Linked DNA regions of Homo sapiens: region 1 is linked to region 2. A link is an interaction called in ENCODE POLR2A ChIA-PET data of the cell type or tissue named here. Cell type or tissue: A673. All regions are shown on one strand.

What was found. ChIA-PET counts read pairs that join two places held together with the same protein. Peaks named below come from ENCODE experiments on the same cell type or tissue, not always from the same donor. Only the 100,000 strongest peaks of a DNase experiment are listed, where the experiment ranks them.
Region 1: POLR2A ChIA-PET joins it to region 2 with 5 read pairs; 2 of 35 experiments call an interaction of 5 or more read pairs at or near these places.

The regions. Positions count from the first base shown.
Region 1 is chr1:44,808,835-44,816,834 of GRCh38, forward strand. BTBD19 (BTB domain containing 19) reads left to right here. Exons shown (of 8, transcript NM_001136537.3): 1 at 1-72; 2 at 1,379-1,592; 3 at 1,720-1,773; 4 at 3,205-3,264; 5 at 4,162-4,230; 6 at 4,304-4,435; 7 at 4,540-4,665; 8 at 4,804-6,751. The coding sequence ends at 4,938. Among named protein-coding and RNA genes, the nearest start is that of BTBD19, 4.3 kb to the left of the region's middle. RefSeq lists enhancers at 1-387, 234-843, 1,354-1,443 and a silencer at 5,085-5,154. In A673, CTCF peaks have their summits at 578 (motif pointing left) and 780; DNase peaks (open chromatin) are centred at 527, 927 and 1,477; H3K4me3 peaks cover 1,129 bases; H3K27ac peaks cover 3,541 bases.
Region 2 is chr1:44,339,701-44,347,700 of GRCh38, forward strand. All of the region lies in intron 2 of ERI3 (ERI1 exoribonuclease family member 3), which reads right to left. Among named protein-coding and RNA genes, the nearest start is that of ERI3, 12 kb to the right of the region's middle. RefSeq lists an enhancer at 1-462. In A673, no CTCF peak of the experiment used is centred here; no DNase peak of the experiment used is centred here.

The DNA of each region.
Region 1 (8,000 bases), 470 kb after region 2:
ACTGGTCGTGCATGGGAAAGCTGAACCTTTTTCCGCAGCACTCCGAAGCCTTGTCAACAACCCGCGATACAGGTGAGGGGTGGGCCCTGCCTGCGGGTTTTTCTTAGCTGGCTCTGTGGGCCCCAGGACTCTAAGGAGGCCCTGGTGAGAAGAGGCTGGGAATTAGAACTTGGCCATCCTCCCTGGTGAACTTAGGCTATGGGGAGGTCAAATGTGGAACATGGCTACTGGTCACTCAGTGTCTGTGAGACCCTGAGGGCCAGAGGCAAGGCTGGCGGGGTGGAGCTGCTGTGTGAGCTCAGGCAAAGCCCTTCCTTCTTTGGACTTTGGCCCCTGGCAGAAGAAAATGATTCTCAGCCCCTGGGATCCTTAGAGATGGTGGGTCATGATTCCCCTCCTCCCTCCACTCACTCAGCTTGGTATTGAGGCCTCACTGCTAGAAGAAGAGGAACAGATGACCTGTTCTGGGAACTGAGGCTTCACAAGAAGAACAAAGCTCCAGAGATTGAGCCATAGTCCCTGACAGGAAGCCTCGGGGGTGCTGGCTGCTCCCTGCTGGCCGGGATGCCAGTGGTGTCTGAAACCAGGGGTAGAGTTTACAGGAGGCCGGGCTGCTCAGGAGAGCTAGAATGAAGTTCTCTGTCCTCATGGTCTCAGATCTGAGCTCTTCCCCAAAGGGTGGTGACTTCCATCACCCTGCTTCTTTGGGGTCACAGTCTGGTCTGGGTAATGTGAACCCCCCAGGCTTTGGACCTGGGACTAAGAGGCTCTAGGAGGCTCCAGCCTCATCTGCCTCCTATCCCCTGCCTTGTTCAGAGGCCCAGAGCTGGGGCCGGAAGTGATCATGAAGATGGAAACTGTGGTCTGGCTCATGATGGTGCATCACTGCTGTGTCTGTTTGCAGTCGTTGTGCACTCTGTGCCCCACACCCCCACACCCTCCTGTCTGGAGGAGGGCTGAAAAAAAGCTGAGTTTGCAGCTGGTGGAGGAGGAGCCAAAAGAAGCTTCCCTGCCCCCAAGACTCAGGCTGGGGAGGAGAGGGGAAGGTGGGATCAACCTTGCTTCTATTAGCCCAGATGCCCCTCAGTAATCAAGCATAGTCATCTCCTCTGAGACCTGAGGTTTAGGATTATTGTCCCATTTCATGGGTGAGAAACCTGAGATTCAAAGATAGGAAGTCACTTGCCTATGGTACCCATTAGGTGGAGCTGGGACTAGAACTCAGGGCTTTGGGTCCCAGACCTTCTGCTGGAGGGACGAAGCCCTGTCTCTTACATTCTGGTTAGGAAACTAAGACCCAGAGTGGGCAAAGGCACAGCCCAAGTTGCACTCCGGGTGCTGGCCTCCTCCCCGCTGCCTCTCTGCCTGTCTCCCACAGTGATGTTTGCTTCGTGGTTGGTCAAGAACGGCAGGAGGTATTTGCCCATCGGTGCTTGTTGGCCTGTAGATGCAACTTCTTCCAGCGACTTCTGGGCACAGAGCCAGGCCCCGGGGTGCCCAGTCCTGTGGTGCTAAGCACTGTGCCAACTGAGGCCTTCCTGGCAGTGCTGGAGTTCCTATATACCAACAGTGTCAAGCTGTACCGCCACTCTGTGAGCCTGCTGACCAGGGGCCTGGGTGGGAGAGGTGGGGGGTGCCAGAGGCAGGAGTTTGCCCATTACACTGTGGGCACAGGGCAGGGGAAACTCCCTTCCACTCCCCCAACCACCCACTCTACAGGTGCTGGAAGTGCTGACAGCGGCTGTGGAGTATGGGCTGGAGGAACTGAGAGAGGTGGGTTTTTGTGCCAGGTCCCTGTCTCATTTCCCTTGCTTCTCACGGGCTCACTTCCCGCCCTGCCTCACACACACTCTGGCCTGGAGAGGAACGTGTGCCCACACAGAGAGAAGTATGTATATCTCTCCCAAGTAAGTAGGGCATGTATGTGTGCCTGTGTGCAAAAGGATCCATGCATGCCTGCCCTGTGTGTGCTGTGGGAAGAGGGGGTGATTATGGCTGGTGCTGTAGATACAAAGATATCAGCCTTGATCCGTGTTCTCCAGAGAGGGAGAGGAGACAGACACATGAAAATGCTTACCTGGGTGGCATAAGAAGTGTGATAGAGGCCGGGCGCAGTGGCTCACGCCTGTAATCCCAGCACTTTGGGAAGCTGAAGCAGGTGGATCACTTGAGCCCAGAAGTTCCAGACCAGCCTGGGCAACATGGTGACACCCCATCTCTACTAAAAGCACAAAAATTAGCCAGGCATGGTGGCACACACCTGTTAATTGCAGCTACTTGAGAGGCTGAGGCACAAGAATCGCTTGAACCTGGGAGGCAGAGGTTGCAGTGAGCTGAAATCGTGCCACTGCATTCCAGCCTGGGTGACAGAGCAAGACTTGCCCTCAAAAAAAAAAAAAAAAAAAGAAAGTGTGATAGAGAAGCGTGAATGGTGCCGAGACTGTATGGGGGGACTCTCCAGTCCCGCCACTAGGGAGAGGAGAAGACTTCCCAGAGGAGGAAACATTTGTGTTCGATCTGGTAGAACAAATAGGATTTTGTTCCTAGGGGAAGTGGGAAGATGGTATTCTAGTCACAGAGGCACCAAAGGAGCTAGTGAGACATTTGGTGTGTCTGAACTGTGAGGAGAGGGCAAGACGAGACTGCAGAGGACGCCAGGGCCTGGTTCATGTAGGGCCCTCAAGCTTTTGGACTTCTTTTAAGCAGAGGGCAGTGGAGATTCACTGAAGGTTTCCGATAAGGGAGTGAAGAATTGGAAACTCAGGGGAGAAGGGATTGGAAGAGGTGGAGAGGACTCGCTAGTCCAGTCAGGAGGCTAGTGCAGCAGTCAAGAGATGAGAGATGTCACGGATGAAATTCAAGTTTCTGCTAAAAATAGAAGTATCCTTGAGTCAGGAAGGGAACAAGTGGAGGAAGATAAGCATCCTGAAAGAAGGGGAGAATTTTGCATGGCCTTTATCTGGTTTTGATTAGTGGCGAATGTACTAGAAGGTGGGTGGCTGGGCTTGGTTTTGCTAGTCTCCAGTTCCTGTAAGCCTGCTGTCTCAGGCTCTAGCAATTCCCTGCCTCCCCTGGCCTGGGTCAGGATGGGTCTGGGGCTGCTGGGTGACTCACCGCTCCAAGCCTGCTCACTGCTTCTGGGGTGGAACTAGTGTCTTGGAGCAGGGACACCGCCACCCAACCCACATTCATTTCTGTTCCCAGCTGTGCCTGCAGTTTGTGGTGAAGGTGCTGGATGTGGACTTGGTTTGTGAGGCCCTGCAGGTGGGTGCTGCTGGACAGGCATGGTAGGAGTCTGGCTCTGTGTGTGGAAATGGGCTCCCAGCACCTGGGAGCCTGGGCCTGCTGTGTCTGGCCTGGAAATAACTTGGGTACATGGTGGTGGTGGGGGTGCTCCAAGGATGTTTATAGGATGAATTCTGTGCCTAGATCTGTGGGATCCTGGGTGTATCAGCAGGGTCAGGTGCAGGAGCAGGTGTTGAAGGGGCTGGAGGTCTTTGCTGGTCTTCTGTCTGTCAGGGCTGGGGAATGGTTCTCAGCTTGACTTGGGGTAGGGAAAGGGTGGCTGTAGACTTTAGAAGTCAAGCTGGGTCAGGCACAACGGCTCACACCTGTAATTTCAGCACTTTTGGAGGCCGAGGCGGGCGGATCAAGAGGTCAGGAGATCGAGACCATCCTGGCTAACACGGTGAAACCCTGTCTCTATTAAAAATACAGAAAATTAGCCTGGTGTGGTGGCATGCTCCCAGCTACTCTGGAGGCTGAGGCAGGAGAATCGCTTGAACCCGGGAGGCAGAGGTTGCAGTGAGCCGAGATTGCGCCACTGCACACTCCAGCCTGGGCAACAGAGTGAGACTCTGCCTCAAAAAAAATCAAGCCTAGGTCCCAGGTGGGGTTTGAAGGCCATGGCGTGGTCTCCTGTAGGGAAGAGCAGGTTGTAGAGTGAGTCCACGTGTGTGTGTGTGTGTGTGTGTGTGTGTGTGTGTGTGTGTGTGTGTGTGTGTAGCAGGCTTTCATTGGGTCTAGTTTCCTGGAGGGCTGAGGGCCCTGTCAGCCTCCCCAGCTAGGGCTAGGGTCAGGCTTGCAGTGGTGGGTCCCAGTGAGCAGGCTGGGCTACGGCCTCTCCAGTCTCCAACCTGATCTCCCTCATTCTGCTCGCAGGTGGCCGTAACCTTTGGCCTGGGGCAGCTGCAGGAGCGCTGCGTGGCTTTCATAGAGGCCCACAGCCAGGTACTGCTCCCTTCATACTCCTCACCCTACGCACCGCATTCTGCTCCTCCCTGACCCATTTGCCGGCTCGCAGGAGGCCCTCCGGACCCGAGGCTTCCTGGAGCTGTCGGCGGCCGCGCTGCTGCCCCTGCTCCGCAGCGACAAGCTCTGCGTGGACGAGGCTGAACTGGTCCGCGCGGCCCGAAGCTGGGCGCGCGTGGGCGCGGTGAGTGGGGCTGGGGGAGCGCAAGGGCACGGAAGGAGGTGCTGGCCACGAGACTGGTGAGCGGGCGGCAGGACAGGTGCCCGACTCAGGGCTGGCGTTTGCAGGCGGTGCTGGAGCGGCCGGTGGCTGAGGTGGCGGCCCCGGTGGTGAAAGAGCTGAGACTAGCCTTGCTGGCCCCGGCGGAGCTGAGCGCCCTGGAAGAGCAGAACCGGCAGGAACCACTCATCCCGGTGGGGACGCGGGGAACCGGCCCAGCTCCACTCAGCAGGGGGTACAGGGCGCTGGGAGGGGGCAGGAGCAGCCCGGCCCACGGTCCTCGGGGCGAGGGGCCACCGCGGGACTGCGCACTAACTGGCCTTGCTCTGCAGGTGGAGCAGATTGTGGAGGCGTGGAAATGCCATGCCCTGCGGAGAGGGGATGAGGCCCGGGGCGCCCCGTGTCGCCGCCGGAGAGGCACCCTGCCCCGGGAGCATCACCGCTTTCTGGACCTGTCCTTCAAATGATCCAACGCCGGGACTCGCAGGGAGCCCTCGACCCGCCCAGCTGAGCCTGCCCCAAACTACAGCTCCCGAAGTGCTCGGCGTTCGGAGCGGGCTTCCGTTCCCAGCGTGCCCAGTGAGCCGGGCGCCGGAAGAACCGTTGTCTGCCACGCGCAGCCCCTTGTGCGGGATCAAGCCCGTGTGGGCGAGGTGGGGTCGGGCCGGGCAGGGCTTGGGCTGGGCCTCCCTGAGGGGGTGAAACTCGAAAACGAGGATTTCCTTCGTTCCACACCCTGACTCTACGCCCTGCCCCTGGGCATTGTCGTCTACTAGTCTATTCTGATGACTCCCACATATCTATCTGTTCAGCTCAGCTCCCTCTTTCTTTTCTTTTTCTTTCTCTTTCTTTCTTTCTTTCTTTCTTTCTTTCTTTCTTTCTTTCTTTCTTTCTTTCTTTCTTTCTTTTTCTTTCTTTCTCTTTCCTTCCTTCCTTCCTTCCTTCCTTCTTTCTTTCTCTTTCTCTATCTCTTTCTTTCTTTCTTTCTTTCTCTCCTCTCTCTTTTTTTTGAGACGGAGTCTCGCACTCTCGCCCAGGCCGGAGGGCAGTGGTGCCATCTCGGCTCACTGCAAGCTCCGCCTCCCGGGTTCACGCCGTTCTCCTGCCTCAGCCTCCGGAGTAGCTGGTACTACAGGCGCCCATCACCACGCCCGGCTAATTTTTTTGAATTTTTAGTAGAGACGGAGTTTCACCGTATTAGCCAGGATGGTCTCGATCTCCTGACCTTGTGATCCGCCCGCCTCGGCCTTTTTTTTTTTTTTTTTGAGACAGAGTCTTGCTCTGTCGTCGAGGCTGGAGTGTAGTGGTGCGATTTCGGCTCACTTCAAACTCCGCCTCCCGGGTTCAAGCGATTCTCGTGCCTCAGCCTCCTGAGTAGCTGGGATTACAGACATGCACCACAACGCCCGGCTAATTGTTGTATTTTTAGTAGAGACGGGGGTTTCACCATGTTGGCCAGGTTGGTCTCGAACTCCTGACTTCATGTGATCCGCCAGCCTCGGCCTCCCAAAGTGCTGGGATTACAGGTGTGCGCCACCATGCCCGGCCTCAGCTCCTTCTTTCATTCCAGACCTGCCCCCCTGGAGATCGCTCCCTGAATGCCCCTCAGACACCACAGGCTCGGCGAGAAATTGATCTCCCCAGCTTTTCCCCAGCTCTGCCCCCATCGTGTTTCTCATTTCCGTGGACACCCACGCCAGAAACCTGGATCTCATCCTTGCCTTATCGCTCTTCACACCTGCCTTAGGTCTCTTTTTACCTTGTAAGAGACCTTAAGAGACCTTTCCAGTTGGTTCAGTTCTCTCAGCCCCAGGTTCAACCTGTCCTGTCTGACACGTCTCACAGCCTTCCTGCCTTCACTCCAGCGCCCCCTCAATCCATTTCCCACAGTGCAGCCAGACCTGTTTTTGATTGTCAGTCCTATGGGGCTTAAGTCCTGGAACATCCCATTGACCTCCAGGACAAAATTCAATCTATTTCACTTTCAGGGCACTCAAAACTACTAGTGAGTGGTTCCTCACCTCTTCTCTCAAATACAATCTTTGTATAAATTCATTTATCCTGGAGGTATTAGTCCTCTAGCTCCATACCTTACTCAGTTACTGCAGACCCCTCTGCTACCTCCTTCATTCACTATACATCTTGTTTTCCCGAGGATGTGAATCTCCCTCAAGAAAGATCCCTGGGGCCTGGAGTGGTGTCTTACTCGTTTCTGCTTCCTCAGTCTCTGTCAGATAATCAGTGCTATGTAAATGTTAAGTAAATGACTTTATTTATTTATTTATGACACAACCTTATTCTCACCCAGGCTGGAGTGCAGTGGTGCAATCTCGGCTCACTGCAGCCTCAGCCTCCCAGGCTCAAGTGATCTTCCCACTTCAGCCTGCTGAATAGCTGGGACTACAGGCATGTTCCATCACATTCGGCTAACTTTTTTTTTTCTTTTTGTAGAGATGAGGTCTCCCTACGTTGCCCGGGCTGTTCTCAAACTCCTGGGCTCAAGCAATGGTCCCACTCCGTCCTCCCAAAGTGCTGGGATTACAGGCATGAAGCACCACCACACCCAGCCTATTTCCTCATTTAAATGCCACTTTATTCCATGAAGAGTTTTAAAGGAGCTGCAAAGCAAGATACTGTCAATCTAAAATGAGAGACAGTTGACTATTTAGAAGAAAATAAAGTTAGATTTCTATCTCAGGGACTTCATACAAAAATATATTGTACAGGAGGCCAGGCACCGTGGCTCACGCCTGTAATCCTAGAACTTTGCGAGGCCGAGGTGGGTGGTTCGCCTGAGCTCAGGAGTTCGGGATCAGCCTGGGCAACATGGCAAAACCCTGTCTCTAAAATACAAAAAACTAGCCAGGTGTGGTGGCACATGCCCGTAATCCCAGCTACTTGGGAGGCTGAGGCACGAGAATTGCTTGAATCTGGGAGGCGGAGGTTGCAGTGAGCTGAGATTGTGCTACTGCACTCAGCCTAGGCAACAGAGTGAGACTCTGTCTCAAAAAAAAAAAAAAAAATATATATATATATATGTATATATATATATACACACACACACACACACACACACATAGATGTGTGTGTATATTATATATACACATAGATGTGTGTGTATATTATATATACACATAGATGTGTGTGTATATTATATATACACATAGATGTGTGTGTATATTATATATACACATAGATGTGAGTATATTATATATACACATAGATGTGTGTATATTATATATACACATAGATGTGTGTATATATTATATATACACATAGATGTGTGTGTATATATATACACATAGATGTGTGTGTATATTATATATACACATAGATGTGTGTGTATATTATATATACACATAGATGTGTGTGTATATTATATATACACATAGATGTGTGTGTATATTATATATACACATAGATGTGTGTGTATATTATATATACACATAGATGTGTGTGTATATTATATATACACATAGATGTGTGTGTATATTATATATACACATAGATGTGTGTGTATATTATATAT
Region 2 (8,000 bases):
AGTAACGTGAGGTGACCCTGTTGTACAATGAGTCCTGGAAGCTAAGTAGACTCAGACAAGCAGCAGAAAATGTCCAAGGTTCTTTTCTCAGCTCCACTAGGAGCCATTTGCCCCTGGCTTTCCAGTCTGTATCTTGATGTCTCCACATACCCTCCTCCCCTCTCCCAAGGTGAAGGCAAACAAAGCGAATCACAGGGGTTTGCTCTGACATTCTGGTGATCCCCCAACCCCCACACTAGTAAGTGGCACCCTGGGGGAATGAACAGTGCCTGGAGAGCACAGCTGGCTGCAGCCTTAGGCCTTCTCATTTGCTGCCTTAGACTCGGTCTCTACTCGAGGCCCTGAATGACTGCGGGACTTTTTAAATAGGGAAGAAAAAGAAAACCCAGATGTGGCAGTAATAGGAACATGGCTAAAAGTCTAGTAAAGTTTTCTGAGTGAACATGTGCAAAAAAAAAAAAAAAAAAATCAAATCACTTTTCCTTTAAGTTTTCCCCTTAAATTTGCAGAATGCCTGCTCCTCAGAGGCCTAACTAAATACAAAAATCAAAGCCTAAGTTTTACTCACGAATAACTCAAACTTCCTTAAAAAGAAAAAAGGAACAAAGCAGAAATGTTGTCTTTCTCCCTTTAATACTCAACATTCAAATTTCTCTCAACTTTAATCCTCAAATAAGAAATCTCACTGTACAATACAGTAATGGCCATAGTTTGTGCTTTCCGAAGCCTCATTCCAACACAACCAAAGGCTTGCCTCTGATGGCTGCAAGTGGGCACCTGGCTCCCTTCACATAGGGTAGAGGGATAGCACCCTGTGAAGTCCAGCGCGTACTCAAAGGCAATGAGGCCACTACCACCTGAACAGAAGCAGATAATGCCAAGTATGGCTGTCTTCCCATCTCTCTCCTGACTCACTGAATGAGCTACAGTAACTTGCCTATATATATAGTAGGATATACGCTAGTGTAGGTCCTCAATTTCCCTATCCCTATAATGAGATTTCAGGGGGATTCAGTGGAGCTAAGACCAAAAAATATTTTAAGTTCTTCATGGATCCTGCACAAGCACAGCACTTGTTTTCACCACTGCTTTATAGCCTCACCAAAAATACAGCCAAAACTCAGCCCAGGTAGACAAACGCTGGCTTGAGTTTCAATATGGAGTCTCCTGGAAGGGCAAGAGGGCCAATATCCCTTTGAAAGCCAGAATCTTCTCATCGCCTATTCCTGAATAGTACTGGAAGCCTTAATGAGATGGAAGACACCAGTCTGCTCAAATTACCCATTCTAGTTTGGATCCAAAGTCCCTCAAGGACTTAGACTCTTCTCTAACCCCATAAAAAAGTGTAAAGACTTCTGAAAGTCCTAATGTTCTACAGTGTGCACAGAATATGCGTAGTATATACAGTCAGTCAATCCTGTCTACCAAATACTATAAGCAATTAAGCATGATGAGTAAGGAGGGCTTCCAAGTTTGAATCCTAGCTTTACCACTTACTACCCATGGCACCTTGGGCATGCTGTGTTCTTCAATTCCTCATCTGTAAAATGACAATAACAATAGCACCTACTCCTTAAGTGAGAACAAAATGAGACAACACATGTAAAGCACTAAGACCAGTGCCTGGCATATAACAGCCTAATATATATTATCCTAATGTTATTACTACTATCCTATTGGGCTATGCCCACCTGGCCAAGCCTGGATCCCCAGATTCTGGGCCTACAAATCCAATTAATTCATAAGGCAGCCTCAGAGAGTAATATCGATGTCTTCTGCAACCCTAAAATGCTCCAGACCTCTGACAGAGCATACTATATATACCCTATTCTGATGGCCAGTGGTCCTCTTGCCTGCAGGCCTTGCTTTCTCACCTGATTTCATCTACATCAAAAAGCTTCTTTTGGCCAAGCACAGTGACTGCACCTGTAATCCCAGCACTGTGGGAGGCTGAGGCAGAAGTATTGCTTGAGCCCAGGAGTTCGAAACCAGCCTGGGAAACATAGTGAGACCCAATCTCTACAAAAAATAAATTAAAAATTAGCCAGGCGGGGTGCTGCATGCCTGTAGTCCCAGCTACTTGGTAGGCTGAAGTAGGAAGATCACTTGAGCCCAGGAGGTTGAGGCTACAGTGAGCTGTGATGGAGCCACTGCACTCCAGTCTGGGTGACAGAGCAAGACCATAATTCAAAAACAAAACAAAACAAAACAAAACAAAAAAACTTCTCTCGTAGGAAGTCTTGAGAGTAGACATTAGGAGGTCAGGCCTCCACATATCAGCAGTTACTGGATTCCACACTTCCCTTACTTCTAACAACCAAGCTCAGTTCAAGTCAAGAAACAGAGGGTAGCTCTTCCTCTTCCCTTCCTGAAAAACTCAATCCTAAAGCCATTAGGTGCAGCAGAAGAGGGCAGATATCTACAACGGGTGGAGTAGGGTGAGCCAGAGAGGTCTGGGGGACACTGTCAGAGCCCAGGCAGGGTGAGGAAGACATCCTTGCAGAAGTGGGAAGGTGTGGTGCAGCATGTCAGAGCCGAGGGGGATGTGGAGAGCATCCATGTCGGCTGGCAGTCTGATGTGGGGTGACACACGCAGGGTAAAAGAGGCACTCATGAAGGGTAAAGGGCAGTGGCAGTAATGAGGATTAGCTACCTACAGAGGAACTGATCAAAGAAGTGCATATATTAAGCATAATGGGACCCAGGTTTCTCACTGTTAAGAGAAAGGAGTTAAAATATGGAAAGGGAGAAAATCTGTGGTGTTGGATTGGAATTGGCAGGAAGAATGTGAACTCATGGTTTCTGATTAGATGTGTATCAGATAGATAGATGGATACACACACACACACAAATATACACACATATGCATATATATTTTCTAGCTCTATTTAAGGAAGAGCCAGGGAGCAGTAACAATGGCAATGAGCACACCTAGCACTCCATTGCCTTCTTGTTTTTTTTTTGAAGACAGGGTCTTGCTCTGTTGCCCAGGCTGCAGTGCAGCGGCACAATCATAGCTCACTGCAGCCTCGAACTCCCACGCTCAAGCAATCTTCCCACTTCAGCCTCCCAAGTAGCTTGGACCACAGGCATGTGCCACCACATCCAGCTAATATATATATATATATATATATATATATATATATATATATATATATTTTTTTTTTTTTTTTTTTTTTTTTTTTTTTGTAGAGATAAGAGTCTCACTACGTTGCCCAGGCTGGTCTTAAATTCCTAGGCTCAAATGTTCTTCCCACCTTGGCATCCCAAAGTGCTGGGATTACAGGCATGGGCCACAGCACCCAGCCCCAGTTGCCTTCTAAATACCATTCCCCACTAAAAGAAACAGAGGTCCTTAGAGAAATGGCTGATTCCAGGGATGCAGCAAGAGAAATACAAGATGAGCGCATAACATCTTGTATCAGAAAGCAAGGAAACACCCAAATAATGATGGGAACATACCAAAAGGATACAGAAGCCACCCACTGGCCAAGAAACAATGATAGTAATGGATTATAATGCACTGAATAGAAAACCATGAGTCCATAAAGATATAAATCAATAAAATTAAACTTTGATGTGAGATATTTACATAGTTTCAAAGTATCACCCCACAAAATACTTATTAATTACAACTAGTAGTAATTTTATGATGGAGAAGCCTGGCAGACATCACCTTAATCAAGTGATCAAAGTGAACATTATCAATAATGGGATAAATCAAAATCACACGACGAGAAGAACAAAGCATCATTTCTGTTATATTCCTGAAGCTACACAACCTAAATCTAATCATGAGAAAATGTCACACAAACCCTAATTGAGAGACAATCTAAACAATAACCAGCCTGTAATCTTCAAAAGTATCAAGGTCATGAATGCCAAGGAACGTTTACTGAGGAAAGTCTAAAGGAGACTAGAGACTTGATAACCAAATGCAACCCACGATTCTGAACTGGATCACTTTGCTGCAAAGAACATTCCTAGGACAACTGGCAAAACTTTAATGGGGTCCAAGGTTTATATAGAGGTTTTATATCAATGTTAATTTCCTGATTTTGATGGTTGTATTTTGACTAGGTAGGAAAATGTCCTTGTTTATAGGAAATGCACACCAAGCATTCAGGGTGATGGGGCATTAGGTCGGCAACTTAACCCTCAAATGGTTCAGGGAAAAAATTCTTTCTACTGTACTTACAACTTTTATGTAAATTTGGGCTGTTTCAAACGTTTTTTTAAAATTGTTTTTTAAAATCAGCTGGGTGGGGTGGCTCACATCTGTAATCCCAGCACTCTGGGAGGCCAAGGCAGGCAGATCGCTTGAGGTCAGGAGTTCAAGACCAGCCTGGGCAACATGGCAAAACCCCATCTCTACTAAAAATACAAAAATTAGCCAGGCATGGTAGCACACCCCTGTAATCCAGTGACTCAGGGGGCTGAGGCAGGAGAATCGCTTGAACCTAGGAGGCAGGGTTTGCAGTGAACTGAGATCACATCACTACACTCCAGCCTGGGTGACAGAGACTCCATCTCAATAAATAAATAAATAAATAAATAAATAAATAAATAAATAAATAAAATTGTTTTTTAAAATCCATGTGCAATGTGGTTACAATTTTAAAATTAAAAATATCACACAGACAGTATTTGAAGAGACAGATCTCCCTGTAATGCCCACAGAAGGTAGGCTGCATGTTCTCTCTGGTAGAGAGGCTCAAAGCATCTCTCAGCCCAAACAGTATCTCTATCCAGCCGAGTTTCCATCAGAAGAGCCCCTACTCAATGCCCACTTCACTGGCACTCCTGCTACCATACAGCCTTCTCAGGAAACACACCTGCTCCCTGCAGCAGCATCCCACTTGCCCTTGCACCCTCCGGTGTCTTAGGGATTTCTCTTTTCTATTGATGTCTTTATGTTTTAGTCACAAATTTGCAGGCTATAAGTCTATAGCTTATAATATCAACTGGGACTTTGAGTATCTAAATGAGGGCCAGAACTCAAAAGAAAGTTTATGATTCTGCCTATTTCTGCAAACTATCTTTCATCAGAGACTAAGATTTATACACATTTATTCTCAGACATCCTTTTCCGTCTCCTAGCAAATTAAAGGTATTAAGTAGCCCATGGCAAGGAGGAAAATGAATGATTCTCTCCTCAATATGAAGGGCCCAGGTCCCCAGTGGGGACAGGGGAGGGGTAAATGGGACTGCCACGGGGCCAGCCCGATTTGGAGAAGCAGGCCTGCGCCAGAGCCCCTGGAGGATGGTCTCTGTGCAGAGTATTTACACAACAGACACCAATGGCTCCTCTGCAGCCATTACTGTCTATCAGGTAAATAACACATGTGCCAAAACACACATTTAATGAGGGAAATAATATGCCTTTATAAAAAGACTCAATCTGTATTTACCTGAGAGACCAAAGAAGCACCAAATCACCAGATTAGAGGAACCACAGAGGAGTCGTTCTGGTGTCTTGGGTAAATAGACATTTTATAGCCTCCATTACTGGAGGGGTGAGCAGAGGGGGTCAACCTTTAACATCCACACACACAGGCCAAGGGAGTCCTCAGGATGGGAAAACAAGAGGAGGCCACTGTGAAACAGGTGGTCTACTCCCACTTCCACCTCCCCAGCCACATGTACTTGGGATCTCTGGGATGGTGTATGTTTATACCACCCCTGGATTCAATTCATTCCATTAAAAGCCAGACTAGGAGGCAGGGATACATCCAAGTAACTCCAAGTTACCTGCAACAGGTTCTGAGTCCAGCTGACTGAAAGCACCTAGGAATACAACAATCATAGCTTCCTCAGTTCTCAGTCCTGGTGTAAGTCCCCAACCCAATCTGACCTGCAGTATCACAAGTGCTCAGGCACCTGAGTCACAGAAACAACAACAAAAAACACAGTAATACCTGTCTGGAACTCAGTCACTGGCTTTGTCTCAAGCAGCTAAAAATAGCCTGGGAAAAAATACAAATAAACTGCATCCCTTCAAAAGTCATAATCTTCAATCTAATGAATATATCCTTACTGCCAGAGCACTCTCTGTGTGAAAAACAAACTGTCAAAGGTGAAAGAAAACCTAAGAGGCAACACAGTCCAACCAGCCAGGGAAAATGAGATTAGAAAGAGAAAAGGACTGCCCAAGGTTCACACTGCAAGAAATAGTAAGAATAGAACCCAGGCTCTCAACTCCAAGGCCAGGGTCTCAGGCTACTGCTCCAACACAAGGAAAAGGCCTCACTAGTCATTTCCCAAGCTATGCAGTCTCACAGAAGAGGCCAAGAGCCTGAGGACTCTGTCTAGTTTGTTGAAGGCTAGAGGTTGAAGACAAAACAAAGCTTGACATGCCCTGGAAGCTCCACATGGTCCCAATGCGGAAAGGAAGCAGGAACTCTAAAACTGAGTCCTCACCTCAACAAAACAGTCTCCTCTTCTCTACACTCAGTCCCTGCCTTGGCCTGTAGCTACAGCTGCTTCTGCTCCAAGGCACAGCTATGGAGAGCTCCCCCAACTCAGAAGCAGCTGCTAATAATCCCAAACTACCAGCAGAGCTAAAATCACTAAAGATCTTCAGGAACACCAAATTCTGAGGGCAACATCATAGGTCACAGCAGGCTTGCTCTCCCCTTCAACTGGTCTGTTTCAGCAGCTCCAAGAAACACATAAAAAGAGGCAATTGTTTGTGATTTGCCTGCTGTTTGCTAACCCAGCAGCCATGCCCAGTAGCTTGGGCAAACTCCTTTCAGCGGCCAAAGCTTGAAGACATCTTTTTGCAAAGTCCTGCAAGTCAGTTGCAACCTCATCACACACGAGAAGGGGCAAAGCCTTGCTTCCTAACACACCATAAATAGACTAGAGATGGATGGAGGGCAGGGTATGGTAGCATCATCCCTTTAAGCACCTCTCACATTTGTAGACAGCATCTGATCCCAGAAGAGAGGTACCCAGAACTGTTAAATACTTCCTATACTCCTGGTCCCAAGATGGGGAACTGCTGTAAAAGCAAGGAGTTATATAATCTAGTGTTAAAACACTGGTAATAGACAAACCTAGGTTCAAATCCTGACTCTACTACAAATTATTTGTAATAATAGCTATAATAATAATAATACCTATGTCTTTGGGATTCAATTCAACCGTGCGATGTACAAAAAGTGCTTTGCACAATAGCAAGCGCTCAATAAAAGGGAGCTGTTACTACATGAGAAAGAGAAAAAGCAAACACCCTTTTCTGAAAATCTACTCCAAGCCAGGCATTGTATCGATGATTTACATATTTTATTTAATCCTCCCAAGTATCAAGCAGAATGGGTAAGAATATTCGCATATCACACATGAGGAAACTAAGGGCTCGGAGGTGCTCAGCTCTTTGGGGCCCTGTTCTCTACCACGTGTGATGGCCCACATTTCCCCACATGACTGATTCCCTCCATCCGACAGAGGACCAACAATGCATATCAACTGCAGTTTTTCTTTTGAGGCAAAGTGTAACTTTAACTAAAAGTAACTCAACCTTAAGCAATAATTAAGTCTATCCAAATCATCCTAACTAGTTTTCATATTTTTTTATATTTAAAAAGAAAAATTACAGGCCTGAGCACAAGAGCAGAATTAAAAGAACGGCAGCACAAGGAACTCGAAGTCTCTTCTCAAACAAAATTCCACAGGAGCAAATCTTTCCATCTTACAGAGTGGAAACTGGCAGGAGGCAGGGTTATAACCAATTCTTACTCAAGTACCCAAATGTGACGTTTCCTTTTACAAATTTGTGCTTTGGCAAACGCTGCTCCCTATTTTGGAATGCACTTCCATTTTTTGCCAGACAAATTATGACTCCTTCCTTAAAATCCAGCTCAAATCTCCCCCCTTTTGGTGGCTTTCTCTGACACTCCATCATAAAGCTAATTGTTTAAGTATGATCCAGTGGCACAGTTTATTCCTACTTCATAACTTTTATCTCACTATGTTGTAAGATATTAGGTATGTTTCTT